Linked DNA regions of Homo sapiens: region 1 is linked to region 2. A link is a loop called in an ENCODE intact Hi-C map of the cell type or tissue named here. Cell type or tissue: PC-3. All regions are shown on one strand. Links, peaks and the distances in the headings refer to the core of each region. The heading gives the core; the rest is flanking DNA. Region 1 has its middle 56 kb from the start of LINC01101. Region 2 has its middle 30 kb from the start of LINC01101.

Region 1 (14,976 bases), core at 4,072-12,071, 85 kb before region 2:
TGAGATGTCTCTGAATCCATGTCTCTGAATTATAAGCTAAGCAAGGAAAAAGTATGTCTCTGTGTGAGTGTGTGTGTGTGCACACGTATGGAGATGTGTGTGTGTGTATGAGTGCACATGTGTGTCCACATGAAGGATATGTATGTGCATGTACGTGTATGGAGGTGTGTGTGAGTTTGCATGTGTGTGTGTGTGCACATGAAGGATATGTGTGTGTGCGCACTTGTGTACCCATGCAGGCTGGGAAAGGAGTCACAGACAACATGACACTGTGGTCTCAGTCAGTTAGCAGATGACCATCATGACCTTGCTTTGAGATTTTGTGTTATCAAGTAGAACATTTTCCAGCATGTTTCACCATTTAAGTGGTGGGCTTCAAGTATTTTTAACAAGTCTATCAAATCTCCAGCAGTTACGTTTCCCCCCTTCTGGGCTGTCAGGACTCGATGTTGGGATATTGTGGGTTCATAGGGTCCCCATTAATGGCTTGCCTGTGTGCTGCCATCGGGGTTGGGCCGCCGCTAGCTGGCAGGGAGTGAGCACATTAAAGAGGCACCCCTGCAGCTCCTGCTTTGCTGCCTCCCAACCGATTGCACCCACTCTGTTCTCATCTTTTCATCATCATCTTAACAGCCATGGAAAAAGCACCATTTAGGGAGCCTGCTGGGGGAGGTGGCGACTGCATCCCTGTCTCCCCACGCATGTCTCCACCCTGACCTGGACGATCCCTCCAAAGAATAAAGACCAGGTTTTTTTCTGAAATAAGCAAACACGATAGCAGTTATTGTGTCTTTTACGAATGTTTGAACAAGCTTGGTGAGGCATGAAAGGAGAGCATCTTCACCATGGACAAAATACAGCCCTTCGGGAAGAGCGAGGACAGGCATCCCAATCTCTCCAGCTGTGTGGGTGGTGGCCAGCTGTGGTTCATGCCTGGTACTCCAAGGCCTGTGTGACCTTGGGTAAGTCACCTAACTTCCCTGGGCTTCAGCTTCGTGTTTGACAAATGGAGATACAAATAGTGTCCCCTGCTAGAGGGTGTGAGGACTGAAGGAGAAAATGCCTGTTGCTGCCGGTGGTGTTTCTCTTGTCTGAATAGCAGCACGGCTGGCCCTGTTCTCTAGCACTGCCTTCGCCTGTGGGCTGGGGGCAGGCAGCAGCAGCGCCGCCACTCTGCAGGGCTGATTTGAGAGGATGGAGGTCTAGGCCAGCTCAGTGGCTGCCAGGCAGTGCTCATGGAAAGCACAGAGTTCATCCTCTCCCTGCAGCCCACTTCCTCTCTGACCTCAGGGCTGCCAGAGTGCTCTTTAAACTCAAGAATCACGTGACTGCCCATTGCCCACCCCAAAACCTTCCAAGGCTTCCCAGCCCCCTTCAGACAGAACCCACTTTGCTTCCATGGATGGATGAGCCTGCCTCCCTTTCCAGCCTCGGCTTTTGCCCCTCTTCCTTCCCTCACCACGTGCCGGCCACACTCCACCCCACGGCCTTTGCACTTGCCTTTTCCGCCACCCCAGCACTCCCTGTTCTAGTTTTTTGCAAGACTGACTCTCATCTGTCCTGTTTCTCCCAGGAGAGGTCTTCATTGACTGCTCTATCTGGACCCTTCCTTGCCCAGACCGTTCTTCTGTCTCAGTAGCCTCTCCCTTTCCTTCCAAGCCCTTGCCACAGTGTAATTACACATCGGGTGTGGCTTGCTTTGCCTGCTGTTCTCCTCCCCACATGACCCTGCATTCCATGAGGACAGGGACTATGTCTGCTTCACTGTCAGGGGTCTCCTGTGTCATGTGTGGTGACTGGAACACAACGGGCTTCAATAATTTGGGGTTAGAGTAGACTGAATTAACAAAAACAAAAAACATTGTTTCAACTCAACTTTGGAACTAATTGGGAGGTTAAAATCCTGGCAGATGGAGATAACAACACCAGTTTTGACAGGAAGAGGCTGGAGTGGAGGTTGTGGTTTGGTGAGGGGCAGCAACGGGACACGGCCCACCCAGGACTCATCCCCAGGCACCAGCAGCTCTGAGGAGCGCAGCCGCTTGCTGAGTGTGTGTTCCCCGGGCGCTCCTCCCGCTCTGGGGTAAGAGGTGGGAGCTGGGGCAGGAGGCTGGGGGTGCTTGGCAGGAATCCCTCCTCACAGGACCTGAGGAGTAGAGAAGAGGCATTGTACCCCCACCCACCACCCCCAGCCTGCACATCAGAGACAGCTGCTAGGTGACAGACAAGGAGACCCAAGAGACTTCAGTGCAGTGGAGTGCTAGGTCCAGTCAGAGCAGTGCCAGGGAGAGCGGGGTGAGGGGCTTCCTGGAGGAGGTGCCAGGTGTCATGGAGATCCAGGCCTGGCCCTTAGAGCCCTCTCTCAGAGCCAGCGGCAGGCTCAGTGTGCCCTGGTCCCAAGCTCAGTCACACCTGGAGAGCCCCACAGCATCTGGGCGGGACAAGGGAGGAATGAGTCCCTTCTTTCCAACAGCCATGAGACCAGCCACATCCCCTCTCCTTTCCAAGCAGATATTCCAAGAGATCAGGCTCTGTGATTAGGGGATTGAATCATGGGAGGATTAGAAGAGCTCAGGCACAATATCTATTAAGCTGTGATGGAGGGACGGCGCCAGAACTGTTTACAAACACAAAGGTGGAACCTGGGGCCGAGGCAGGGCTAGCCCAGGCAACAACTGACTCCAAAAGACAGGAATGGGCGCATCAGTGTCCACGTGCACACACACGCAGGCATTCAGGTGCCCATGCCCGTGTGCTGTGTGCGTTTATAAGGAATTTAGAGTAAACAGACTGCATATTTATGAGTACATACACAACATACATACAGGACTTACAATGTGTGTTTATAGACAGATGCTCCTACAGCATATGCAAACACATGCTATGCGGGTGTGGGTGCAGACATAGTGCACACAGGTGCGCGTGTCCAGAGCTGACCTGCCTAGTTATAGAAATGGCACATAAATACCAGGTGCGTGTGTCTAACCACACTTACATAGAGTATGCACATACGTGGTGCTTATATACAGATTTCATGTTAAGGTACACATATACACACCCGTGTAAAGTGTCACTGTATGTTGTGTGGGCTCGCTCCACAGATGGACGCCTGTACATCAGATGTGTGCCTGGGGCCTCACTCCAGTGTGTCATCTGTGTTCATATGTATGTGTGACCTGAAGTCAATCTGGAAAGGAAGATGTGCTGGAATCTACTCTGAGAAGTAGCCCAGGAGCGCAGAGTAGCCTCTTTTTCCTCCTGCAGGCAGCACACGTTACTTATGCAAATGGTCCTAAACAATGAATCTTCCCTCTTCAGCAGCTGCCCGCCCACATGAATGGGCAGGTTCCCTTCTAGAAGCAGGTGATGGCGTCACTGCCAGAAGGAACAACGCGTCCCAAATGAGACCCTGGATGAGACGGAAGCCCAAGTCTATAGTAGGAAGCAGCCCTTGGTCCAGAGAGGGACTTTCTGAGGCTGGTGACGGCACAGTCGCAGCTTGCTCCGGTGCTGTGGAACCACACTCAGCAGGGAAACAAGGGCACCAGGCCATTCAACTTGGCTGCTGCAGCTGAGGAATCGCAGCTTTTTCAGCCTTCCCCGGGGGCCCCAGCCTAACCTCCGGGACCCTCTCCTTCCACAGGTCCTGAGCCATTTCTCGTGGAGACTCATCAGACAGTGGGTGTGTGAGTCGCTGCAGCTGTGCCCTTCCCATGGGAATGGCCCCTGGGTGGGGCAGCAAAGCTGGTTCTCCGACGTGAGATGCCCATCTCACCTCTCTCCCAGACTTCACAACGATTGGATAACCACACATGGCTCTGGGTTCTTCCTAAGGCAGCCCCTTTGCCAGGGGAGAGGGCCTCAGCCCGTGCTGAGCCCTGCTCTGGCAGGGTCCAGGGACGACAGTAACTCAGAGGGACAGATGCGTCCACGTGGGAAGGGTAAATGGGCTTCAGATGCTGTCTGGCCTGGGTCCTGCCCCCACCCCACTTGTTAACCTGTGCCTGTACAAGTTGCTTTAACTTTTCCAAATCTCGCTTCTCCAATTTACAAAATGACCTCTCTCTCAGAGGGTAGGTGGATACATTAAACAGCATCATTATGTCAAAAGTGGTTTCTTTGTCAATCGTAAAGCCCTACATGAATGTTATTTCACGCAGAGACAATGACAGCAAAACGACTTGATCTAGGAATGTTTTTCTGCATTTTAGAATGTTTAATTTGAGACATACAGGAAGCGGCAGATTGTTACATAAATGCCCCCAATCAATCCCACTTCCTGGTATACATGCCCTGTGACCCTCCCACGTTGACCCTGGACTTGGCCATGTGACTTGCTTGGCATTAGCCGAGGTGAGGCCAGCAGAGGGCTGATGAGCCGGGGCTTGCCCTCTGGCAGCCTTGGCTGGATGCCAGCAAGAGGCCATCGCGGACCTCTAGAAGGCCTCCAGATGACTGAATAAACGGGGCTGGCAAGAGTCCTGAGCAAATCTGTTTTTCAGTCACCAAGTTTGGGGCAGTTTGTCACTTCCAACAGGTAACTCATACACAGGACATCGAAAGCACAGGAAGTTCCTGTCTCCTGCCTAGGGTTCTGGAAAAAGTTAATGGCTGAGCCAAGTGTAGGATTCACACCCCAGGATTTTTCCTGCCTTCCCCAATTTCTGCGTCTGCTCTTTCTGTAGAGCCTGACATTTCAAGGGCCCTGGGGGAAAATATTGACTGGTTTGGGAAGGGACTCAGAATTGCACCTACAAAGAATTATTAATGGCACTGGCATCCCTAACTACTGGGAAGAGAAAGGGGTTTCAAGGTAAGTAAATGGAATCGGAAGAGCCAGAAGGGAAATTTTTCTCCTTAAAAAGGGAAACAGCAGGTAGAGGGCTCAGGCTGTGAGGTCAGAGGGAACCAGGGTCAAAGCCTAACTCTGACCTTGGCTTAGTTTGTGCCTTTGGACAAGTTACTTAATCCAGTGAACCTCAGTTTCCACATTTGTAACATAGGCATAGTGGTGCCCTCCTATCAAGTCGGCTGTGAAGGTTAAGGAAGTTACACTGTGTAAATGCCCCACTCCAAACCCGGGGAGCACACGGGGATGCTCCTTCTAACCCGGGGTCTCAGCACCCCCTCACAGGGCTTCCGAAATACTTCTCCAGGGCTCTTGCTAAGATTCAAGGTGTTTGGACCAAGTAGGTGTGAGAGTGGGCACAGTCTTCTGTAAGGGGGGCCTTAGCGAGGGGGACGGAGGCTCAAGGAGGGAGGAGACCCTGCCCCAGGGCCTGTTTTCTGTCTGTCCAGAATGCTTGGTTCAAAGGCAGCTGCATCCTCTTGGAGGTGTTGCTGATCTGGAGACCCTTGACTCTGTCAGCAAGACTCCGTGCCCGCACCCTCTTCACCTTTGATGGCTGACCCATGGCCTCGAGGTCAGACATGCACATCAGAAAGCAGAAGCAGTGCTTTCCACAGGCTGGCCAGCCCCGTGGGTCCCTGTGAGCCACATTGGAGCCCACAGCCAGACCCGGGAGCAGGGAGCAGATGCTCAGCCCTCTTCGAGTCTGGCTTCTTCACATCCTCCACCTCCCACAGCATGGATCCGCCAGCCCTAAATGAGCAGCTACCATTTGCTGGGGACTTCCTTCCCAGCCTGTAGTCATTTGTTTGGTTATCATATTAGTTTCCTAGGCTCCTGTAACAAAGTGCCACAAACAGAGTGGCTTCAAACAAATGTCTGTCTCACAGTTCTGGAGGCCACAAGTCCAAGATGAAGCTGGCCGCAGGGCCTGCCTCCTCTGAGACTGGGTGGAAGTCACCCTGAATCTCCCTAACTCCTGGTGTGGCCGCCAGTCCTTGGTGCTCCATGGTCTATAGTGACATCACTCCCACCTCCGCCCCTGTCGTCTCATGGACTTCTCCCTGTGCGTGTGTCTCTTGTCTCTTCTCTTCCAAGGACACAGTCACATAGCACAGAGCCTACCCTACTCCAGGAAGATCTACTCATAGTTACTGGATTGCATCTGCAAAGATCCCATCTCCAAGTAAGGTCACGATCACATGTACCAGGGTCTAGGACTTTCACCTCTCTTTTGCGGGGACACAATTAAACTCCCAACAGGTTTACAGTAAAAGTGTGTTAAGCGCTTCTCTACAGTAAGCATAATAATAGTGGTATTATCATAACAAATTGCTTATTTTGCCCCAGGGACCATTCTAAAAATTTTACATATATTAATGGACTGAAATTCTCAATGAGTAGATATTGTTATTACCTCCATTTTATAAGGAAGGAAACTGAGGCACAGAGAAGTTAAGTAAATAGTGCAAGGTCACACAGCCAATAAATGGCCTCACTGGTGCCCTGTGCTGCCTCCTCAGCCCCCGTCATTCAGTGGAGGGTCTTGCCTGGTGGGGCGCAAGCAAGCACATTCAAAAGCTGATCCCTCCTCCTCCTTATCAGCTCATCTCTTGGTCTAGGCACAGATCTCTTATGCTGTGAATCACAGGGACTGGCCCTGGTGTTCAGGCTGCTTCCTTTAAGGCTTTTCTTCATGATCTCAGTAATGATCAGAGTGACATGTTCATTCAAAACATCCCATTGGGGTGACCTGAGCCCCTTTGGGGAATGTAGTAAGGGGTGGCTGCTCCTCTGCTCCCCCAGCCATTTTCTCTGCAATGTTACATGCTTGGATACTGCGGGACGTGAGGTGTAGAAGAGCCCACCCCTGCCCTCAGAGTCTGTTTATGGTTAAGTCAGAGGGAAACTGAGGTCCCAGAGGTTGGGATATAGCCAGAATCACACAGTAGTTGGTGCAGGGCCAAGAATGGGTCCCAGTCCTCACCCCCACCAAGGCCAGGCTCTGCCCAGCCCCAGCCCCAGCCCCATGCTGCTTGTTCTTGGAGGGAACAGTCACCAACGGGCAGACGTGGATCCTTTTCTAAAACTCCCTTGAATGGAGACAGGAGGGAGCAGTTTGGGGACACCCCACCCCAGAGGTCAGGGTCACATTTGGGGGTAGAAGTGCCCAGGCTTTGCCCATCTCTAACATTGTGACTGTGCCCGCTGCCATGCCAGATGTCTCCAGGAGACAGCCTTGCGGTCAGCCTGGAGGCCAGGGCAGCACTGATCTGCCGCCCTCCCCCTCGGACAGGGATTTCACACCCAGGAAAATAATTTCCTGGTAAGGAGATTAGAAGGCATCACCCGCTCTCGGGAACAGGATGGGGCCCGGGTGAGGCAGGAGAGGAACAGCGGGAGAGGCCGGGGGGCAGGCGGGGGCACGGGAGGAAGTGTCACTGTCAATCAGGGCGCTGACCCATCTAATCCAGCCTCCCGGCTCTCCTGATCCCAGGGACAGATGCCGGGTAAAAAGGTGCAAACTCGGCGGGCCCAGCCCTCCCCGCAGGCCTGCAATACGGGCCCCTCTGTGGAGAGCCGGAGAGCCGGCTTAATCTTGCCAAGAGATAAGCTGTCCAAAAGACGCTCTCCGCGACTCCCATGCGCTTCCGCTGCGCCTCACGTGCAGAGCTGCGGTAAATAACGCCGGGTACAGCACATTCCCTTCAGTCAGGAGGAGTCACGCACTCGGTGGAGGCTGTGATCGGAGTTGGGGAACTTTCAAGAACCTCCCTCAATGGTGAGGTCTCATTCATTCACTCAAGAAGCATTTACTGATCTAACATGTGCCAGGATGCGATGAGCTCATAGTCCTGAAAAGGCATGGTAGGTACCTGCATAGGATTACACCACCGCCATCCATCCATCCGTCCATCTGCCCATCCATTCCAGACTAGGCTCCCAGATTGGCCAGGCACAGACTTAAAGAGAAGTGGCCAGAAGCCTCACTCGCATCCCATCCAGTCCCCTGTTGAGCAGTGAGCCTAGGAAGCAATTTACATCTTGACGAGGGGCTCTTCTTTATGCAGTGCTCTTCAGTCTAACTCTATGCACGCTTGAAATTCAAGTCACTTACATCAGGAGACTCCTTGGGTCCTGGAGATGCCAACAGAGAGGTGACCAGGCGGGACTTGAGCACTGAGGTACCCATACTTAAGAAGAAGCTACCAAGAAGACCAGCAGTGTGCTGGGGGCAGCAACCCCAAGCTGCAAGGGGCAGGTGGAGGGGGCAGAGATGCCCCAGCAGCCAGGGCCCAGCCCTTCCTGTTTATTTGGATTTGCCAGTGGGTTCATTCCCGGTGCGTATGGAGAAAAGAACATGGTGGTTCTAAAGGACCATGGATTTGAACCACAGTGTTTTCTGTGTTAAGAAGTGAAACGCATGTGCTGAGGACTGTGGGGGTACCTGTGGGAACAGAAGGGATTGCCTTCGAATTTGAGACTGTCAGGGAACACTCCAGGTGCTTCAGTGCTGCGGTGCCACTGACTGGCTGTAGGGGGAGCTGTGGAGTCAGGGCCTTGTCTTCAATGCCGTTTAATCCAGTTTGATAGACTATACACTTTCCACGTTGCTCTGGGTGACAGCCGCAGCTCCAGGGTCGGGGATGAGATTGAAGAAACTGATGGGGTAGGTGGTGCCTGAATATGCCATTCTCCTGAGCCTTCTCTTTGAGCCCATGGAAAATGGCCTGGCCTTGGAGGGCCTTGGAGAGCACTGGTAGCTGCCTTGCTGGCATCACCCAGAGTGGCAGGCAGGGTGCAAACTCTGCCACTAGGCTTCCTGGAGGCAATCCCGGCTCCACCACTTACTACCTGAGTGGCCTTAGGAAAACTTTCTTAACTTCTCTGTGACTCAGTTTATCTATCTGTAAAATGGGGATAAAATTGCATATGAGATATTTGGGCTGTTCACAAATATTCTGCTTCTCCTCTGGGCACATGGCAAGATCACACTTCTCTGCCTTTTTTTTTTTTTAAAGAAACATAATCTTTTAAGCATACTTGGAACAGTCACAAAATTAATTTCATTTCCTAATCTACTTTGAACTTACCCATGGTGTTGTGACTTTTTTGTAGCCAATGAAATATAAGTGATTTGTTACATCTTCACCACTCCCCCTTCCACCCACCACCTCCATGGCAACCATGAAACGTTGGTGAAAAGCACAAGCCCCCTGTCAGCCTGCACCACTCACGCAGCACACGCGAGAAACAAATCTCTGTTGTCTTAAACCACTGAGATTTTTTGTCACCACAGCACAACCCAGCCCGTACTGACCAATACCATTTATGACTGTTCCAGATTGAATTGTGTCCCCTTCTAATTCATAGGTTGAAGGCTTCACATCCAATGTGATGGTGTTTGGAGATGGGGTCTTTGGGAGATGATTGGGTTTAGATGAGGTTATTAGGGTAAGGCCCTGATGATGGAATTACAACTTTTTAAATTTTAAATTTTTTTTTTTTAGAGATAGGGTCTCACTTCATCACCCAGGTTAGAGTTCAGTGGCACAATCATAGTTCACTGCAGCCTCATACTCCTGGGCTCAAGCGATCCCTCTCACCTTAGCCTCCTGAGTGGCTGGCACTGCAGGTGCACGCCACCACACCTGGCTTGGAATGAGAAGAAGAGACACCAGAGAGCTTGCTCTGTCCTCCCTTTCTGAGCACACCAAGGAGAGGCCATGTGAGCCTAGAGATGGTGGCCTCACCAGAAGCCCACCATGCTAGTGCCCGGATCCCGGACTGCCAGCCTCCAGAGCCGTGAGAAAGTAAACCTCTGCTGTCAAAGCCCCCAGCCTGTGGTATCTGGTTATGGCAGCCCAAGCTGACGCTCTCCCACCTCTGTCATAACGGCGTTGTGAGGACTTCATGGGTTCTGTACGAAGTGCTTTGTGCAGCGTCCTGTATGTAGGAAGCAGTAGAGTATAGGCATCCACTATTGTTACCCCTTGCTGTGGTAAATGGAATGGTCCTGGGTAAAACCAGAGTGAAGATGAGGTGCGTGTTTACTTCTTTGGGGCATTTCCCACCCCTGTTTTCTGGAAGCGTCATTCGTTCCCACATGCATACCAGCACCATTCAGGCTTCTAGCCAACACGTGCCCAGGACTCACTTTATTCCAGGCCTCAGTACTCCATGCACTCATCTGGAAGACCTTACCTGAGCCCCAGGGGTTCACCAGGCCTAGCCTGTGTTCCCCAGGGGCTCACAGTGGAGGGGGACCCAGACAGTGACAGCTCCGATGAAGAGGATGACTCTTTTGGGGCGGGGAGAGCCCTGTGGAGGGGGCCTAACTCAGCAGGTTCAGGGCACTCCCTGCAGGAGGTGCACTTGATCTGAGCCATGAGGACAGGAGGGCACACCTGGTCAAAGGCGGTCAGAAAGGCTGCTCCAGGCACAGGGAAAGGAGGGGGCACAGGAGGGAGCCTCAATCCTCAGGGAGCCCTGAGAACCCCCAGCAGGGTCCTGACAGGCGGCAGGCCCTCTTCTGACCCCAGTGCAGGGTCAGTGGCTCTGACCACTCCAGCTCCCACTGGGGAGAATGAAGGAGGAGAGGGAAGGAGGGTTTGTGGGCAGAGCTCCTGCTTGCTGATGTGGCCTCGTTTGCTCTCCCTGAAGACCTACAAGGTAGGTATTACTGTGTCCACTTAGTAGATAGGGGCACTAAGCTCAGAACAGCCACGAGACCACAGTCACATGGGAAGTACAGTGCCTGGATGCTTCTGAACTCAGTAGATACCGTCAACTGGCTGAGGATAGGAGAGCTGGGCTTTCAGAAGGCTCTTGAATGGCCAGGAACAAGGCAAGGAGAGCCATCGCTGGGTTTGCGTGGGCTTGGCCTTGGGAAGAAGCACTGCCAAGATGGAAGGGACTTGGAGAGAAGATGCTTGGGCCTGAAGGCAGATGACCATGCTGGGGCTCACACCCACTTCTGTGTGCAGGGTGAAAGGCTGCCCAAGGGGCCGCTCTGCCTCAGGGATGTTATTGGCCTCGGGGCCATCCCCAGGTGCAGCAGAAAGATTGAAGCAGATCTGAGTACACCCCAAATCCCCACCAAGCTCTGCTGCTGAACAGTTCTGACCTTGGGCAAGAGCCTTAGCTTCTGCAAGACTCAGTTTCCCCATCTGTAAATTAATGGTGGCTTTCCTCTCATAGGGTTGTTGGAGTTTTAAAGAAGACTGTGGATAGAAACTGTCCAGCTCAGTGTCTATGCCTCCAGCAGCTTCTCAGGAACTTCTCCTGCCACTATTCACCATTTCATGACCTTCTTCTGCAGACCTCTCTTCCCCCTCACAGACAGGCTGCAGCCTGGAGCCAGGACACACTAGCAACCTGAGGGCATCCACGCGAGGCTCTGGGCTGCAGGTGTGGAGACCCAGGGACCACTCAGCATTTTCAACTCGTCATATGTCATTTGGGAGGGTCGCCGCCCCTCTCATGGCCTCATTTTATTGCCAATAAAACACTAAAGAAGAGGGTTGAACTGGTCGATTCCTGAGACCTCTTCTGGCTATAAGAGACATCAATACTGGGCGATAAAGTGTAAGGAAACACAGAACTGGATGGGGTCCTTTGAAAAATCCGAGTGGACCTCACACAGGTGTGTGTGCAAACACATGCATATCCATGTGTTCTCATGTGCACACATGTGTAGTGTCATGAGTACATGCGTGTGTGCATGGGTGTGTGTTCGCATGTGTGTGTGTGTGAGTGGGCATGTGTGTATCTGTCTCCCAAGGACCCATCTGTTTTGAACTAAACAGAGAAAGCATTCTCCCACCCAGGATGTGAGCATAGCCCACACTTCCTGATTGCTGCTCTCCTGAGCAACCCAATTAAGTTGACCCAGTCACCCTGTTATATGGGTTTGGGGTTGAGGGAATGCCAGCCTCTCTCCCTTGATTTGCAGTTTAGCTGACCTCAGCACTCACTGGCCCCTCCCAGCTAATGTTACTCGTTGTCCTCTTGTGAGCATCAGCCTTAGACCACCTGTGTGCACAGTAAAGATGAGTGTCTATTAACAGGGACAATGATGAGCAATTCATGTATTGGGTCATGTTTATACTTCCATTGTCAACGGTGGCCATTATTTATTTGAAATGAGGCCTTTCTCATGTACTGGCCATTGCTCCTATGAGTAACAGCATGTTGAAGACTTAGTAATTTTCACATGGTGGGGACTCAGAGCAGAGAGGGCTGTGGCTCCCTGTGGCAGTCAAAAGAAGGGTCGTCCAGTGCAGGTGTGCCGCCTCCATATCGCAAAGAGGGAAGTGCAGCCACAGGATAGGGAGGGGAGGGTTGAAGAGCACAGGGTGGCCTCAAATGAGCTCCAGCTTCTTGGCCCAGACAAATGACCTCCCAGGATACCAGGGGAATTTGTGGATGTGAACTCAGCCCCTCCATCAAAAACCTTGGAGGAATCCTGGAGAGCTGGAGCCTGGATACACAACCAAATTGATCATCCCCCAGACAGGAAGCAAGCACATTTTAAGTAACTACAGCTGGTGGGAGGCAGCATGGTACTGGGGAAAGAGAAAAGGGTTTGGAACTAGATGGAGCTGGGAGAGAATCTTTCTGGATTGTGTGACCTTGTATGAGTCCCTGAGCCTGCCTTCCCCCATCTGTGAAATGGGATAATAAATACTGCATGTGAGACTCACATGAGATGTGGCTTTCCAAGAGAGCTGGAAAAAGAAACCACTACTTTTCTTCTCCTTCCCCCATAAGCCCACTACATTCTCTTCTAAAATTTGGAGAAGGATTTGGAAAGAATTTGGAAGGAATGTGTTTCTTCTGAGAATAGACCGCAACAAACTCCCCTTTTCCTCTCGCGGTGAACATATGAGCTTCAGAGGTCAGGGGCAGCAGCCAACAGAAAGTATATCTATTTTAAGCAAGCATTTGCAAGAATTTCTCATGTTAGAGGTACTGGATCCGTGATACCATCCACCTGGATCATTCCTAGGCTCCACTGGGCTTGTGGAGGAAGTGGGGAAATGCTGAGGGGACATTAGAACAGGTCATTGGACTTTGAACTGGTTAAATGATTGTATTCAAACGGGAATGACCACTGGCCCCAAGTCAGCCCGGCTGAGGTGTCCAGCAGAGTGGCTGCAGGCTTGGTTCCTGTGATCTACTCCTGCCCCAGAGTATTATCATCAATGCATCCAATAAGGACTTAGAGAATCCACTTATCAATTGTTCAGATGACAGAAAGAACTACTCAGCAGAAGACAAAAATTATCAGGCTTTTGATAAACTTACTTTCACGTAATCCTCACAACCACTCCATGAGATTAGGGCAGTTTTATATTTTTGTTTTACATTTGAGGGGCTTAGACAGGCTAAGTGACCTGCCGAAGGCCACGTGGCTAGGAGGGAGTGGAGGCAGAATTTGAATGGAAATCCAGCAGAGCTTTTCCTGGAATTGTGTGTGAAACAGCAGCTCCTGTTGCTGCATCTGAGACTCTCAAGAGCCTGGAGAAGGCCAGGAAGGAATCATTTTCAGGCTTTTGTTCAATCCTTTATTCAACTGATATCCAATGGACACCTAATATGTGCCTTGCACATTCTAGGTCCTGTTTATACAGTGGGAATAGGGGTACCCAAGGGGGATCTTGCCCTTCCAGGCCAGGGAAAGTAAGGTTCTGGGGGAAGCAAACAATTACAAAATACATAAGAAAATGAATTAGGCAATTTTGGAAAATGCTAATATAGCTAAGACATGTATTGAGTGTCAGGCATTGTTCTAAACTCTTTGCATATATTCCCTAGTCTAATCCTTACAACAATCCTATTACGCAAGTGCTGTCATTATTCTAACTTTGTAGATAAGGAAAACTGAGGCACAGAGACTTTGAGTGTCAAAGTCACATCATTCCTAATACAAGGTGATCATTTACATTTTGAGCCTCGGCAGTGCAGGGCCCAACAACAGGGTTGGGAGGACACTGACCAGAGGGAGATTCAGGGCAGATCAGGAGAGTCAGGGAGGAGGGAGAGTCCAGGAAGAGGGAGAGTCAGAGAGGAGGGAGAGTCCAGGAGAAAGGAGAGTCAGGGAGGAGAGAGTCAGGGAGAGCCAGGGAGGAGGGAGAGTCCAGGAGGAGGGAGAGTCAGAGAGGAAGAAGAGTCAGAGAGGAGGGAGAGTCAGAGAGGAAGGAGAGTCAGAGGGGAGGGAGAGTCAGAAAAGAGGGAGAGTCCAGGAGAAGGGAGAGTCAGGGAGGAGAGAGAGTCAGGGAGAGTCAGGGAGGAGGGAGAGTCCAGGAGGAGGGAGAGTCAGGGAGGAGGGAGAGTCCAGGTGGAGGGAGAATCAGGGAGGAGGGAGAATCAGGCAGGAGGGAGAGTCAGGGAGGAGAGAGAGTCAGGGAGGAGGGAGAGTCCAGGAGAAAGGAGAGTCAGGGAGGAGAGAGTCAGGGAGAGCCAGGGAGGAGGGAGAGTCCAGGAGGAGGGAGAGTCAGAGAGGAAGGAGAGTCAGAGAGGAGGGAGAGTCAGAGAGGAAGGAGAGTCAGAGGGGAGGGAGAGTCAGAAAGGAGGGAGAGTCCAGGAGAAGGGAGAGTCAGGGAGGAGAGAGAGTCAGGGAGAGTCAGGGAGGAAGGAGAGTCCAGGAGGAGGGAGAGTCCAGGTGGAGGGAGAATCAGGGAGGAGGGAGAGTCAGGGAGGAGGGAGAGTCAGGGAGGAGGGAGAGTGGAGATGAGGAAAAGCCAAGGAGAAGAGGGAGCAGGTGGGGAGAACTGAGAAGGAGGGTGAGCTGGAGAGGAGGAGAAGGTGGGGCAGAAGGGGAATTGGAGAGGAGGAAGGAAATTTGGAAAGCGGGGACCTGGGAAGAAGGTGGTGCCAGGGAGGACTATGAGCTAAGGAGGAATGAACTGGGGAGGAGGGTGAGTGAGGGAAAAGGGAGAGTGAAAGAAGAGGGGGAATGGGGGAGGAGGGAGAGCTGGGGAGAAGGATCTGCAGAGGAGGGGTGCTAGGGACGAGGGCAGCCAGGGAGGGGGCAGCTGGCTCAGCAGAAGCCTTCAAGGAAAAGGCCTCAGGAATAGAGGCAACTGCACACTGAGGGGAACAGACAGCGATAGGCAGCAGGC
Region 2 (14,976 bases), core at 2,555-10,554:
ATGTGGAGTTTTCTGAGCATATCCACGGCCAGCCCTGGGCTGAGCTTGACTTGCAGGAGCTCATTCCATCCTCAAAGAGCACCATGAGGTTGGGACTACCGTTGTCCCATGTTACAGTGAGGCACAAGAGGTCGCACAGCGAGTAAGTGGCGGAACCACGACCTGGCCCAGGACTGCCTAGCAACTGCTGGGCAGCCTCTCCGCGCAGCGTGAGGCCCCAGAAGCCCGGGCCTGCGGTTCGCCTGCGCGCGCTACCTGCGCAGGTGCTGGGCGGGGCCGGCAGTGGGCCTGGTCTTTCCGGGCCCGGGATTGGTGGAGGCTCCGGGGCTGACAAGGCGTGGCCGGAGGCTCGGCCCTCCCCAGTTTCCTGCTCTCCCGAGCCGAGTGGCTCGCCCTGATGCGGAGCCCGGCGGTCACGGGAGAGAAGGTGGCTGTCAGGCATGCCCCTGGCGCCGCGACCGCGCCACGGACGGCGTTTTCCAGGCGCAGTTGCCACTGTCCACTTGCCACTGACCAGCCGTGGGACTTCGGGCAAGATGTCACCTCTCCGAGCTAATTTTCCCCATCTACGAAATGGGATGACGACGACGTGCATGGCCTTTCCGGCCTGGTGTGCAGATTAAAGAAACACCTATATGCAGGGACCTGGACATTTACTGTCACTCTTCTACATTGTTGGAAGCCCTGGGCAGTCAGGAAAGGCCACAAGTGGCAGGGGTTGGTGGACTCTTGCGCCTCTCTGTCCCAGTGGGGGCAGAGTGGGGAGCTTGGCTGGGTCCCGCGCCCCTGGCGCTGCGCTGCGCCCCAGCCTCCTGCTGCCACCCCCAGCCCTCCGAACTCCTCCAAAGGCCGAATCATTTCTCCTTCCTTTTCGCTTTTAATCACAAAATAATTTTGGTGCCCAGAAGCCTTCCTCTCGGAGGAACATTTGTGCGGGATGATATCAGCCTAATTAAGCCTTCAGCTTCGGGGCTTGATTTCTTTCCCCCCAGATCCCGGCGCTCCCTGCCAAGCAGCCCTGGCCGGCCAGGCGGCCGGCTACCTGCACTTGCCGGGTTCTGGAGCCTTCGGGGCCCGTGCGCCCCCCTGCCCCCGCGCCGTGATTGATATCTTGATTAGGCGCCAGGAGTTGGCGGACCAGGTGTTACCTCGGCGCGGGCTGGAGGCGGCGCGCTCTGCGAACCCGGCCCTGAAAGGCGCAGGCATGTTCCGCGGCAGCAATGAGCCTTTGTTTGCCTTGGCAGCGCCGCGGCCTCCCTGGGGCCGGCCCCATAAAGGGTTTCTGTTCGGGCTGGAGGACTCATTGTCAAAAAATTGTCCCTCGAAAAATTAGCATGGTACAGTGGAGAAAGCGGAACGCCCGGCAAATGACAGCTGCTGGCCCCAGACAAGGTCCAGAAAGCGGAGTTTTGCGGGGTGCCCGCTCCCAGAGGCACCCCTCCCTCCAGGCCTGGAGAGGGACGGAGGGGTGGCAGAAGGGGCCGGCAGGGCAAGGGCAGGCAGGGGTCAGATGGGGAGTGCAGCTGGAATTGGGGTTGATGGCTTACCTTCCCTAAAAGGTGGGGCATCTCCCAGGGGCCAGGAGGCCAGGTCTTTGGTATGGGGTGTTGGAGGGCTTCTGAGCCAGTGTCAGGACCAGAGGGGCAGCTGGGTTGAAGAAGCGGGGTGAGGTGAGAGGGGGGAAGAAAGAGAGAGAGAGAGAGGGAGGGGGGGGAGAGAGAGAGAGAGAGAGAGAGAGAGAGAGCGCCTAAAGGTTATGTGGTTAATTGAACATCAACAGCCACAGATACGATTATGCCCCTTTGTGTCTTTCTCCCAGTGTGTTGATGGAAAAGTAACTAGATTAAAAGGGCCGGGAGCTCGGGTTGGAGGGGCCGGGCAGTGGGGGGAGAGCCCTTCTGAATGCCGACCCGGGGCTCCCGCAGTCCCAGCAAGGAGGGAAAACAGTCAATTAGAGAGGAGAGAAAAGATGGAGTGAGCTGTGGCTTGGCATTTGCATAAAGGCTGGGCCCCAAAGCTGCCACCCTTCGAGAGGGGGGCAGGGGTTCCCAGGAGAGAGGTTGGGAGTGTCATGGGGGTGAGGCACATGGTAACTGTTGAAAGTCTCCGCCCGAGGCCCCTATGCACACATTGCACATGAAGCCGAAGTAAGGGTTACTGGGTGTGTGTATGGAGCATGTTGACGTCTGCGCGTGCGTATTCTTGTCATATCTGTGAAGTTGCAGACATCCACATTTCAAGTGGATTGCACCTGTATAGCTTGTGTTGGCCTAACTCTCTGTGTTGTGACCATGTGCACAGATTTATGTAGGTGTGAAAAGACAGTGGGGAAAATCCCGTGGGGCCTCTCTGATGGGGCCCAAGAGCATGGCTGGGTCAGGGGGATGTGGATTTGCTGACTCGATCCCACCAGCACAGGCAGGCCATGGCCTCGAGGTTTCCTGTGGCCCTAAGGAGCCTGGACCTGGAACTAACCCCCAGGCTCGCTGGGTACCTGAGCTGCCTGGAAAATCTTCCCAATCTTTCCAGTCCCCTATTTCCATTAGGCCCTGACCCCCTAACCTAGCCCGTCAAACAACCTCGTCTCTGAACAGGCAGGTTTTAGGCTGAAAAGACAGAATCATACCAACCTGAGATCCAGTGCCAGCTCCGGCTTCATGACCTCACACACATAACCTCACTCACACACAGCCCAGAACCAGGGAGCCTGTGCTCTCGGAGAGACTGTCCCCTCATGAGGAGACAATGCCATCCAATTATAGGACTGTTTTAGGGCTTCAGTGAGATCTTGTACTGAAGTGGGAGGGAGTCCATACTACAGCCCAGCTTGCCTGGGACCGCCCAGGTTACGCCTGGGGTCCTGCATTATTATTCATAGTGCCCCACACTCTCAAACATGTCCCGCTTTGGATTACAAATTATATGGCTACCCCAAATATAAGTGGGGCCGCAATAACTCTTCTTCTCTCCCCTTCCTCCTTGCCTTCCCTCTTTGATTGTCTGATTGACGCACTGCTCCACTACTCCAACCCTCTCTGCACTCCTGGCATGAAACTCCTGGAGTTCCCTGATGTCCGTCACACCATGTGCAACAGTAATAGTAGTTAATGCGCAACAGACACTCAGTGGCTTAACAGCTGCCCGGGAATAGAGCTGCCTCAGGGACTCTGGGTGCAGCGGACTGCCCTCTGCCCGCTGGGTTTAGAGCAGGGCAGGGCATAGGAAGAGAAGTAAGGCCTTCGACACCCCTATGACCGTGGGCTACTACTGACAAACAACAGGGTAGGGCCGTGTTTCTGCATCCACTGTCCATTGGAATCGTTCTTTTGTGTGGACAAGCCCTTCCTCCCCTATTGCAAAGTGATTCCCTACCCATCCAGGCCTGAGACTTTTGTCTTTCCCTGAGTACTGGGATCCAGCCTCAGTCAACATTTCACCATAAGAACGGCTATGATGCAGGTTGTGGAGGGCCTCACTTAAACAAGCACGTCGCTTACGTCACGGCAGACCCACAAACAGGCCCTCATTGATTTGTTGTAGTTGCTCCTGGTTAGGGACGTTCACCACGTAGACCAGGGCCCTACATAGGTGACTCAAGAGGGCAGCCCGGGTGCCTGGGAGCAAAGCGCCAAGCCTTTGTAGCCAGGAGGCACTTCAAAGCTAGCTCCCAAGGGACTTCTCAAATAGGGCTAATGGGGCACACGAATTTATCCCTGCCTACTCCTGAGACACCCTGGCATGACAGTAAAGAGATGTTTAAAGGTGAAAATCTGCTAAGACAAAGAGTATGATAGAGGAGGCATCAGTAAAATTTCAGAAGCTTGAATGCAGATAGGAGAAGGGTCGTTTCTTTAGCCCTGTGGAGAAAGCTGAAACCGAGGTTTATAGAAAAACAGGAAGTCCAAAAAGCCGGCCAGAACCCCAAAAAAGCTCCTAAATTGGAGACATGTACAGAGATTTTTAAAAAAATTACTTTGCCTATGAAGGATCAGGCAAAAGAGTAGCACTGGACAATGGTTGCTTAAAGACAGTGGAGCAAAATTTTGAAATTTTGTATGCAGGTAAATTAATCAAGCATAAGGGTAGAATAAAAATGTGGGTCATAAAACTTCTCAAAAATTTACCTCCCATATACTCTTTCTCAAGAAACTACTGAAGGATGAGGGAGGCTTTGGGAAAGCTAAAAAGATGTAGCAGAGGTTCAGAATCCTCAGTGAAGGAAGGCTTCCTGGAGGAGGGGGCATTTGGAATGGATCTCAAGGGATGGGCAGGGTGTCAGTGAGTTAAGGTGGGGGATGGAGCAAGGAGAATTTCTGGGTAATGGGAACAGCATTGGCTCTGGCAGGGCGCTAGGGGAGGGGGTTCAGGGTTGTCTTGCCACTGGTTTGGTGGAAACAGGGAGAGATGCAGTTGGCTGGGGCCTGACCACAGCAGGCTTTGAATGGCAAGGAATCAGGACATAATTCTACAGGCCTGAAGGACCGTGAAGAGGGGCCCTAGGGCTGGGAGATGAGAGAGGCTGGAGGGGCCCCCAGGAAGGGGGCCAAGGCAGAGGGAACGCAGGTCTCCAGGCTGGGTCTGGGCGCTGATGAGATCACGTGTGAAAACACCACGTCACAAGGGGCCTCCTGAGAGGTGTGGGCGAGCCAGAGTGAAGACTGTTGGGTTGGAGGGACTGGGCAGAAGCCCAGCTGTCTGTTAAATTTCCCAGGAGAGGAAGGCTCTGAGCAGGGCAGAGGGACTGGGTGGTCACCAGGGCATAGAGCCACCCGCTTTAAAGCCCCTGGGTGGCCCCATCCTGGGCCTGCAGGACCCACTCCACACTGCTCCTGGACCACTGGACCAAAGTGGAGCCAGACCCCGAGGCCCAAGGCTCCCAATGACATTTCATCATCCTCCAGGCTGTCTTACCACCCAGTGCCCTGCCTTTCACCCTGTGAAATAAAGCCACTGTTTGAGAATGCAACTGGGGTCACCACCTGGCTCCCACCCCCCACTGCCAGCCACACCATGTTTAAGAGGGCTGGGTGTGGAGCGCCGGCACGTAGCAACAGCGTGCAACCCAGGCAAATTACCTCCACTTCTCAACCTGTAAAATGGGATTTACAGTAGCTCCTGCCTGCTGGGGTGGTTGTGAGGATGAAATGAATCTGAATGGGGTAAGAGTTTAGAATAGAGCCCAGAACCCAGGGAGCCATTGCTATCATTATCCTTATTAATATTACTGCTGAGGCTTAGAGAGCAAATAGAGCCAAGGATGACTTTGGGGGCAGCTGAGCCAAAAAGTGGAGATCCAAGAGTTTGCGTGGCCTGGACTGACCATGCAGCTTTGCAGGGTCTCGCTCTCCTCTGTGGCCTGGCCGGATGGGATCCCATGTCCTCAAGGCCTGTCCAGAGACCCAGCCCAGAAGCCATGCTGATTGGAAGGAAGTCACAGTCACAATTTCTAGGGGGCCGTGGACAGCAGTGGGCTTGATCGGGTTTGGGTTCTGACTCGTCAGAGTTCCTACCCTGGCCAAGGGGACCCTACCCCACACTGGGGCCACCTGCCTTCCTGCTATCCTTCAGTATGTGGTGGGGGATAGCCCTTTCCGAGGGATCCACCCAATGGGGATCCAGGGTGGAAGCGTTTACAACCCGGCACGCCCTCCCTGGCATGATTTCCCCATCACTCTGTCCCACCCACGTCCCCGGGCTCCTTGGCCTGGTTTCCAGGAGCTCTGTGTGTGGGGGATTGAAGGGTAGTCATTTTGTAGTATGGGGAAGATTTCAGGGCCAGACAGACGCTTCAGGGCTATACAGGAGCCCTGTGAACATAGCCATCACCAGTCACTGCCTCAGGCCTCCGGGGTAACACAGATAAGAGCAGGGAGGGCTGTGTGGACACTGTCCCTTCAGGCTTTCAGAGGAAGTCCAGCTGCTCAGCACTGCCCAGGTGTGGCAGGGATGACACCTCCCACTCCAGATACCATTTCATCTGAGGGCTTAGTCGGTAATTTGGGTATGCTGCCACCAGGTGGCTCCCCTTTAAGGCCCTCTCTCCTCAACTACTGAGCAAACCTTGGATTCTGTCCTAGAAGAGAGGATGTTGGGCTTCTCTCCTTACTCATGCTGGCCCCTTGTGGGCACCTGAACACCAGGCCTCCTCCGCCTGGGTATCCCCCAGCCCCTTCTCCTGCTCTTTTATCTCTCTCTCTTTGTAGCCCCATCTACCCCACTCATCCTAGGGTCAGGAGTTCCTAATCCGAAACAAGCCGAAGCTCCACTCTGCCCCTCCCAGGCTCATCCCAGCCCTGCCCAGCTGAGCTTCCCTGAGAGGCTGAGCGCTTCCTCCACTCCTGGCCAGCACCTCAAACCACCTCCCCTGCTGCCTTCCCCCAGCCCTGGGACTCCTCCTCTCCTCTTCTGGCCATTTTCATGGGACTCCCCCTGCCAAGATCCAGTCCCAAAAATTCCCTGAGCAGTCGGGAGGCAGGTCAATAAAGGTTTGCTGAATGAAAGATTGGGAAAGGGGCAAACACATGGCTGAGGGACTAATCGGTGGACACATTTTTACTGGGCACCTATTATGTGCCAGGCCCTGTGCTGGCCCAGGAGGTGAATGAATCAGTGAAGAAGAGAAGTAAAGGGGGATGTGAAAGCCCAAACACAGGAATGGCTGGAGAAACGGAGCAGAGGAGGGGACCAGCAGAGGGGTGGGTGGCTGGCTGGAGGGGTGGGTAGGTGAGTGCTTCTCATGATTTGCTGGGGAAGAGCCAGGTCACTTGGCCAGGGATTGAGAGAGGCAGTGTCCCCAACAGGACCCAGACCAAAACAGATGACTCACTTATATGTAAGGCCTTGGAGAACCAGCTGCTGCAGGGGAGGGGCGGGGCAGAGGGGGGTGCTGGAACCAAAATTGTGCTGTGGGGGCACCCTGGGGAGCTTGAGACAAGGTCAAAACAGGCCCTGCACAGATGGAAACCGGTGCAGATTAGGAAGAAAAGCCTGAAGACTCATCCCAGAAAGCAGCAGTGACTCATTTATTGAGCACCTACTAGCTGCCAGGGATGTCCTATAAATCAGTCCTAAGCCCCAACAGTCCTGGGCAGGAGAGTTACCCTCACCTTGCAGAAAAGAAAAAGAGAAGCTGAGTGGTAAAATGACTGATCCACAGCCACCCAACAGCAAGGGCCAGAGTCGAGACTGACCCAAGTCCTCTCTTGGCTGGGACCTGCCCCTCTGTCAGCTAGCGCATGCATTCTTGGAGAGACCCAAGGAGATGGTGACCAGCATGGAACAGACGATGGAGGGAGGTGGGCAGCAGGGCAGCCTCCCAGGTGCCTGCAGAGCATAAGCCAGCAGGGAAGAACCACTGGGTGGCCAAGACACCCCAGTGCGGGAGGCCTGGCCTCTGGGGATGCCTGGGTTTTGCCTGTGGGGTTGGTACTCCCTCTGGACAGTCACAGGTGAGTGGCTTCCCCTCTCTGAACCTGAACTTCTGCATCTTTAAAAGGCAGAACACACGCTCCCAGAGTGACCTTCTGTCCACTGGGCTGGATGCAGTCAGCAGCAGAAGCTCGCCTGCCCTCCTTGCCGGCCCTCCCTGGGGTCATTTGTGCTTTCTGGTCAGCCTGTCCAGCTGGCTGACGCCAACTGCCCAGGGCCCGGACACCTTGGAGAGCCGGCCATGATGCTGATGCAAATGTACAGGTAGGCCACTGCTTTATCACTGATGAGGAACATCCCCTTCCCTCAACTGCTTTTCCACAGGGCAGGCAGGGCAAATATTCATATCCCGTGCTGCAGACAAGAATGCAGGTGGGGAAGGAAGAGAAGCTGACCTTCCTGCCACAAGCTCAGTTCTGGGAGCCTCTTGTGGGTGGTTCCCCTCATCCTCCCAGGAGCTCTGAAGGGTGAGTATCATCCCCATTTTGCAGATAAGGAGACTGAGGCTTAGAGAGCTTGGATGCCTGGTCCAAGGTCAAGCATCTCATCAGGGTCTAGACTCGATTCAAACATGGGCTCTCTAGCATGCTATGTGACCTTGCGTGAGTTCCTCCCTCCCCCAGCCTCCACCTCCTCACCTCTGGGATGAGGAGGATGGACAAGGTGAATTTATCATTGAGGTCCTCCCAGCTCTGGCAGTTTGGAAGCCTGTGCCCTCACCGGAAAAGAGCACCAGGCGCTGTGTCCTCACAGCCAGGCTTGGCCCCAGCTCTGTGACCAGCAGCCAGCGCCCCTTTCATGAGTCTCAGCACCGCATCTGCAGGCGGGGAGATGGCTTCGGCTTAGCAGGTGTGCCAAGCGCTGATGCAGGTGACACCCGTGGGGCATGGCCTGTGAGGGACCAGCATGTAGTTCTCCTGGGAACACCTGGGGATGGGCCCGGAGACTGGAGCCCGGGAATTCAAAGCCTGGTTCCTGGGGTCAGGGGGCTCATGAGGGAGCCTCTGGGGCTCTCCTACCCTTGGCTAATTTATTGTGATGCAAAAATCAGACTCAGGGCGGCAGGAAGCAGAGCCGAGTGCCAAGCACTCTTCCATTCTGTTCTGTTCCACATATTTTCAGTATTTATTGTCCCCATATGTGATGCTGAACATTAAAAAACATGTTGCTGAGATTCCTCCAGAAAGGGCTGACATTTCACAATATTCCTCTCATGCTGGGGATTACTGCTCAAGATGATGAAAACGTGGTTTATTCAAAACAGATTGGGGCAGAAGAAAACAATGGCATGGCCCCCGGAGAGGCTCAGCGCGCTCCCGCTCCTGGGAGAGACAGGCGGTGCACCTCCGCCAGGAGCTCCAGACCCGGGGCAGCCTCTGTCCAGTGGGGGCCTGGATTCAGAGAGGGAATTGAGCCAGGCAGACCCAGCGCCCACCCTGGCCCTGGCTGGCTCCCGGGGAATGGTAATGGTCATTGCTTGTGGGGTGCTTCAAAGTACCAGGCAGACGTACCAGGCTAAGGACCCCAGCACCACCCTATAACATCCTTTTCCATTTTAAAGAGGGAGAAACTGACTTCAAACAACTTGCCAAAGTCTACAGAGCTAGTTGGTTGCAGAGTCAAGATTACTGATTTAGGTTTCTGTCCAAAGGCCCTGTTCTTAACCATGGCCACAAAACAGAAAGCATCCTGGGAACAGAGGCAGTTGACTTGCTGTGTGATCATGAACAAGTCACTTTACCTTTCTAGGCCCCAGTTTCCTCACCTGCAAAATGGGGGTGAGAACCAAGCCTGCACTGGCTGCCTTGAAGGGATGTAGCGGGTCCAGGAATGGGGTAAGATCAGAGAGTGGTGTCTCGGTTTCCCTCCCAGCGACATCACCATGGGTTGGGAGGCTTCAGTGGCCAGGCTGGCTCAGCCCTCTCTTGCAGAGGGCCTGGAGCAGGTGATTCAGGTCTCTGGGTCTCCTTTTTGAGCTCCGTAGAATGAGGGGCATGGGCTCAACCACCTTGAAGGAGGCTCAAAGAGTCCTGGCTTTGGGCAGACCTAGCCCTGCCACTTGTGACCAGGAGCCTTCCTTTGTCCAAGCCTCTGTATGCCCACTGGGGGCAGTTGATTGTGCCGGCGGTCACCGTAGAAGGTAAGTGTCCAACACAGAATCCAAAGGCAGTATCCAGAGGACATTGTCCAAGGGCAGGGTCCAGACCCCAGAGCCCCTTCCAACCCCCTCCCAAAGCAGGGCAACTGTTGGGGGGCCCAAGAGATACTGTGCCACCCACTAGGTGTCCCACAAGGAGACCCACGCAGCCTCTCTGCAGCCTCAGGCCCAGAGTGTGGGCCTGTCTTCTGGGGGTACATGCCTGGTTGTCACTGGGGGCCCAGGGACACGGTGCCACCTCGGGCCCCTTTATTCTCAGGGCCTGCATGTCCTGGACGACAGTGAGCACTGGCCTACTCCCCTGCTTATGTTTTTGGAGGGCCTTTAGGTCTCCATGAAACCTTGACATCTACAACCTGCCCATTTTATTCAGTCCTTGGCAACAGGGGCAGGGGAGGAGAGTGGAAAAGGGAGAGGTGGTTATGCCAGAGATGCGGAGACCCTCGGCCATGTGGCAAAGTCAGGCTGCAGAGTCCGGTTCACAGTGACCACAGAAGGTGGTACCCTCGGCTGTAAGTGCCCAGGGCCTTTGGTCCTAGGGACAGCTGTGCAGAACGTGGTGGTGCCACAGGCTGCGTGCCCCTGGAAAGGCAGCACGTCCCCTGGGGTAGGGGCAGGGCTACCTGCAGAGCAATCGGAAGTCCCAGCCCCAGGTCCTCCAAGCCTCGCCCTCCCTACTGCAGGCCCAACCACCACCCACCCCCTGACTGCGGGTCCCACAGGCTGCCCTCCTTCCAGGCTGGCCCCATCAGGGAGTAGGGCAGACGCTGCCCTGGAGCTGTGGTGCAAGCGCTGTGTGGCCAGGCCAGGCAGGCCAGAGCCACGAGTGCTCTTGAAGAGTTGTGGCTGTGAAGGGGACACCACCCTGCCAGCCGCCAGCTTTATGAGCCCAGCGTGCTCATTTGGGGCCTGCCGCATTTGGCGGCGACCCTGAGACTTCTAGCTTCACAGCCGCCACTGCCCCACATGCAGACCCAGCCTCCCTCCATTCCTTCCAGATCTCGCGGCCAAAGTGCCAGCTTCCTCGCTCGGCCTAGCACTGGGCTGCAGGCCTGCCCAGCCATGCCAGGGTGCCTGCGACTGCCCCCTTGGATGCAGCCAGCCACTCCTTCCTCAATCAGAGGGCCAGCCTCTCACTTCCTTGACACCTGCTGAGGGCTGGCTCTGCTCCTCCTGGCCCTGGCAGGTAGTGAGTGAGGCAGGGTCGCTCCTGTGCCAGAGCACACATTTGGGTGTGGGGGCACAAGCAAGCCCCCAACATGTTTGCTATTGGTGAGGTCCTCTCGGGGGGGCACACAGCAGAGGCCTGAGGAGGGCTGACGGCCCTCAGGGAGAGCCAGGAGGCAGGCATTCCAGGCAGAGGGAACAGCAGGTGTGAAGGCTCTGGGGTGGCGTGGGGCGGCGTGGCCTGGCGGGCTTGAGCGCCATGAGGAGGTGGCCTGTGTGGCTGCAGCAGAGCAAGCCTGTGGGGGTGGGGGCGGGGGCGTCCCGGGGAGGAGTGGAGCGCAGACAGGGCCCGGGGGAGGAAGGGAGCTCAGAGGGGTGCAGGGCAGAGGAGGTGAGCCCTGGGGGCCGGGTCAGAGCTTGAGACTATATCACACGCAGGGGAGAAGCCACTGGAAGGGACTTCACTCATTCCCACGGGTGAGGATAGGGCAGCAGACCTGTGAACGGATGTTTGAAACAAAATTGTGCCATGATGGAGTTCCTGCCCTGTGCAGGGTTTTCGGCTCTGGTTCTCAGAACCCTCCTGAGCAGTTGGCGCCATGATTTAGGGAGTCACCACATTTACCGATGAGGAAGCCGAGGCTCCACAAGGTGATGGCACATTCCTAAGTTCACGAGTCTTGGGATTTCCCCCAAGACTTTGGGACTTTAGAGCTGCCCCTCAGCAGGCTGAAAGTTCGGGGTGGGGATTTTAGGCTGGGCTGCCCCCGACATGAAGGAGTCCAGGGAGGGAGCTTTCTGCCTCAGAAGTTCAGACCGTCCCCTGCCTCTACCCACACCTTGGACACAGAGACGGGACAAGGAGCCTGGGCCTCGGTTTGACTGTACTCCAAGGTATTTGACCAAGGATGCCTCAGCCTGCCAGTTTTTCTCTGCCAGACCCCAGTGCTGGGAATTGGGGTTCATGATTCCACCTACAGGCTCCCAGAGGCCTCCTGAGCTACTGCCAAGCCCCAGGGTTACAATGGCACAGGGTTCCCTGATGCAGTGCCTGCAGCCCCGGCTGATCTGCACTCTGTGGGCACCACTGCGACCTGGGCACCGCCCATGCAGCCTCCACAGGGACAGGCTAAGTTACAGCAGGTGTAATACTCAAAATGCTTAACACCTGGGACTGTTGCGTAAATTATAATATCCACCTAAAGTTTTAAAATATTTTCCCTTTTATTTGCCAAATACACTATACCGATCACCAAACTGCTTACCCGGTGATGCAAGTTATAACAGATTGCTTGCCAATTCCATCTACATTTCCCTTCACTTGCACCCAGACGTGGTTGGTGAGGCCTTTCATGTCATCGGATAGATGGTGCAAATGTGTGTGCCGTGGTCTGACACAGAGATCCTCATCCAACACTCCCACCACCGTCCCTGTGGTGCCGAGGCTTTACTGAGGGAAGGCTGGATACTGCCCTCAAGCCACACTCTGGTGCCAGAGCTCCTCACATGGCTTTGACCCAGAGCCTGGTCTGGACCCCACTGACATCCCACCACAGGGGCTGCCCCAGCCCCCACCTGCTCCATGGAAGCGGCTAAACACCCCTCACAGCTAGGCTGCCCCTCAGACCCCTCAGTGGCTACAGTCCATTACCTCCCCTGCAGCAGCCTCTGGCAATGTCATTCACTGACTCTGGGATGGATATTCGACAGCCTCTGTGCCCACATGCGAGGAAGTGTTTCACCGCAGTAAGTGAGCATGACCACAACTCAGTCCAGGCACCCTCTCCCCCAACACCCTAGGAGTGGGAAATTTTGCATGACAGGGTTTGTGACCCATGCTGCTGGGCCTCAGGGGATGCCCCAGGGCATCCTAAAAGGAGGGAGGGGACCGGGCTTCGGCAATATCCTGACTTGCCTTCCTCTGTCAGTCCTGGGGTGCTGCCCCCGAGGAGGTCACCCCTTCTGATCAGAGTCACCCGGCTCTGCCATTGCTGCTGCTGCACTGTCCACAGGAGTGGCTGGTGTCTAGACAGCCCCAGGCTGGCCTCCTGAAAAGCCCTGCAGCTCCCCTCTGCCTTCTTGCTGTCTGGGAGGTTGGGATCAGCCATCGGCCAATCTGCTGTAAGGAATCCCAGAGGAGGCAACTGGGAGAGGCTGGAGAGCATCATGCCAGTCTGCCACAGACAGGCAGACTGAATCCCAGAAGGGCACACTCTCTCCTCCAATGTCAGATTTGGAAGTCCTCAAGGGCAACTGAAATGCATCAATGTGCACTGGCTCTGGAGTCAGACAGACCAAGGGCACCCCACTGGCATTTGCTGACTGCGTGGCCTTGGACAGACAAGCATGACTCTTGGAGCTAAAACTTCCTGATTCCTTTCTTTGACAATTTATAATCAGCCCTACTATGTGTCCTGCTGTGTGTACTGGGTTGTGGGGGCACAGCTGTGCACAGATCAATGATAGATGCTCAGATAGAAAAAAAAAAGAAAAAAACAAAGCCCTGTCTTCCTGCTGATTTCCCTCTTGGGGGAGACTGAAAACCACGGCAAACAAATGCAAATGTACTGCAAGGAGTGATGCTTGCCATGGAAAAAAAGGCAAGCAAGGTGATCACAGAGAGTGAGATGAGGCAGGAGGCAGCGAAGTGACAGGAGAGCCTCCGGGGAGGCTCACGTGAGCAGAGTCTTGAACAGTGAGTGCAGGGGCGTGCTGACTGAAGAACAGCAAGGAGCCCTGGGTGGCCTGAGCAGAGACTGCTGGCCAGAGGGAGGCAACAGAAGGCAGAGGCCCCTGGAAGGATTTCTGGGCTCTTTGCTGAGTGAGGTGGAAGCCCTTCCAGGGTTTGTTTGGAGGAGTGGCAAGGTCTGACTTCCCTGGTTAGGGGTCTTTTCTGCCACTTAGGGTTGGCTGTCAGAGGTGGGTGGTGGCCAGGGAGGGCTGCAGGAAGGAGAGGCTCAGATGAGAGCGATGGCAGTGTTGGAGGAGTGAGAAACAACTGGAATGGGGGCCCGATTGGAAGGTAAGTCTCTAAAACTGAAGAAAGGCCCCTCCCAGGCCAGGAGCAAAGCTCACACCTGGGTCCTGATCAGGGTCCACCTCACCTCCTGGGCCTGGAAGAGATTCCACAGAACAACTGGTCAGACTCCTCAGGTACAGTGAGGACTCAGACTATGAATCTGCCTGAGCCTCTACAGCCAAGTCACAGCAGCACCACACCACAAACCTAGACCCCTGCTCTCCCCAGGGGTGCCCCATTCACCATCCTGGGGGCAGCTGGCACCAGGTAGGGTTACCATGTTTAGCAAATAAAAAACAGAACACGCTGCTAAATTGGAATTGCATTTAAATAATGATTTTTTTTTAGTATAAATATATCCCAGGCAATATTCAGGATATACTCGTACTAAAAATTATTTGTTGTTTATTTGAAATTCATATTTCACTGGGTGCCCTGTATTTTATTTGGCAACCCTAGCAGCAGAGCCAAGCTGACAACTTAGGAAAACGAAAAGAACAACTCTCTCTCTTCCGCCCCTCCTTCTGGGCCCCATGCTAAGCCACCGCTTCCAGGAGCTGGTGCAACTTCTCTGGGCTCTCTCCTTACCAGAGAATCTACCCAATCAGGTGTTCTCTGAGCACTCAAGGCCTTTGTTGGCTAAACCATTGACCCTTGCTGGGTTTTACACAGGTTTCAGTGTGTTGATCTGGCCTCTGGGACGGTGCCTGGGCCCGTCCTGGAGTGATGGGACACAGTCCCTGTGATATAACTGCCTGCAATAGGCCACTGGCCTCCATGGGCCTCTTCTTTCCATCTCTACATGGGCTCTGTTCACGTCAAGAAACACCTACTGAGGGCCTAAACACATACTATGTGTCAGGTGCTACATGGAGTTCGGTGAGTTCAAAGATAAGTGAGATGCACCCCAGGAGGAAAAAAGACAGATTGTTTGAGGCAAATGAGAACTATATGAAAAAATTGCTTTCTGAATGGATAAGGCAGTGGCTGGGAGCACGAGATCCAGACCCCAGCCCTGCTACACACACCGATTACACACTGTGTGGCCCTGGGCAGCTGAATTAACCTCTCTGAAGAGGTTCAGTAGATACACAGATGCAATACGAATCCAATCTATAAAATCTGCATTTTTTTTCTTTGCACGTTCTCCATCTTTCTAATTGTTTTAGGTATGCTATCAAAGTTTGGTTTGTTTTACTACTAA

Evidence for each region. Hi-C counts contacts between places; a loop is a spot of excess contacts. Peaks named below come from ENCODE experiments on the same cell type or tissue, not always from the same donor. Only the 100,000 strongest peaks of a DNase experiment are listed, where the experiment ranks them.
Region 1: a loop joins it to region 2, with 6 times the contacts of the local background. A loop is called at or near these places in 3 of 110 quality-filtered maps.

Annotation. Positions count from the first base shown.
Region 1 is chr2:120,514,831-120,529,806 of GRCh38, reverse strand. No RefSeq gene overlaps it. Among named protein-coding and RNA genes, the nearest start is that of LINC01101, 56 kb to the right of the region's middle. In PC-3, for the core only: CTCF peaks have their summits at 4,365 (motif pointing right) and 8,394 (motif pointing right); a DNase peak (open chromatin) is centred at 8,396.
Region 2 is chr2:120,428,438-120,443,413 of GRCh38, reverse strand. No RefSeq gene overlaps it. Among named protein-coding and RNA genes, the nearest start is that of LINC01101, 30 kb to the left of the region's middle. RefSeq lists enhancers at 674-1,299, 12,153-13,141. In PC-3, for the core only: a CTCF peak has its summit at 6,016 (motif pointing right); DNase peaks (open chromatin) are centred at 6,023 and 6,913; H3K27ac peaks cover 615 bases.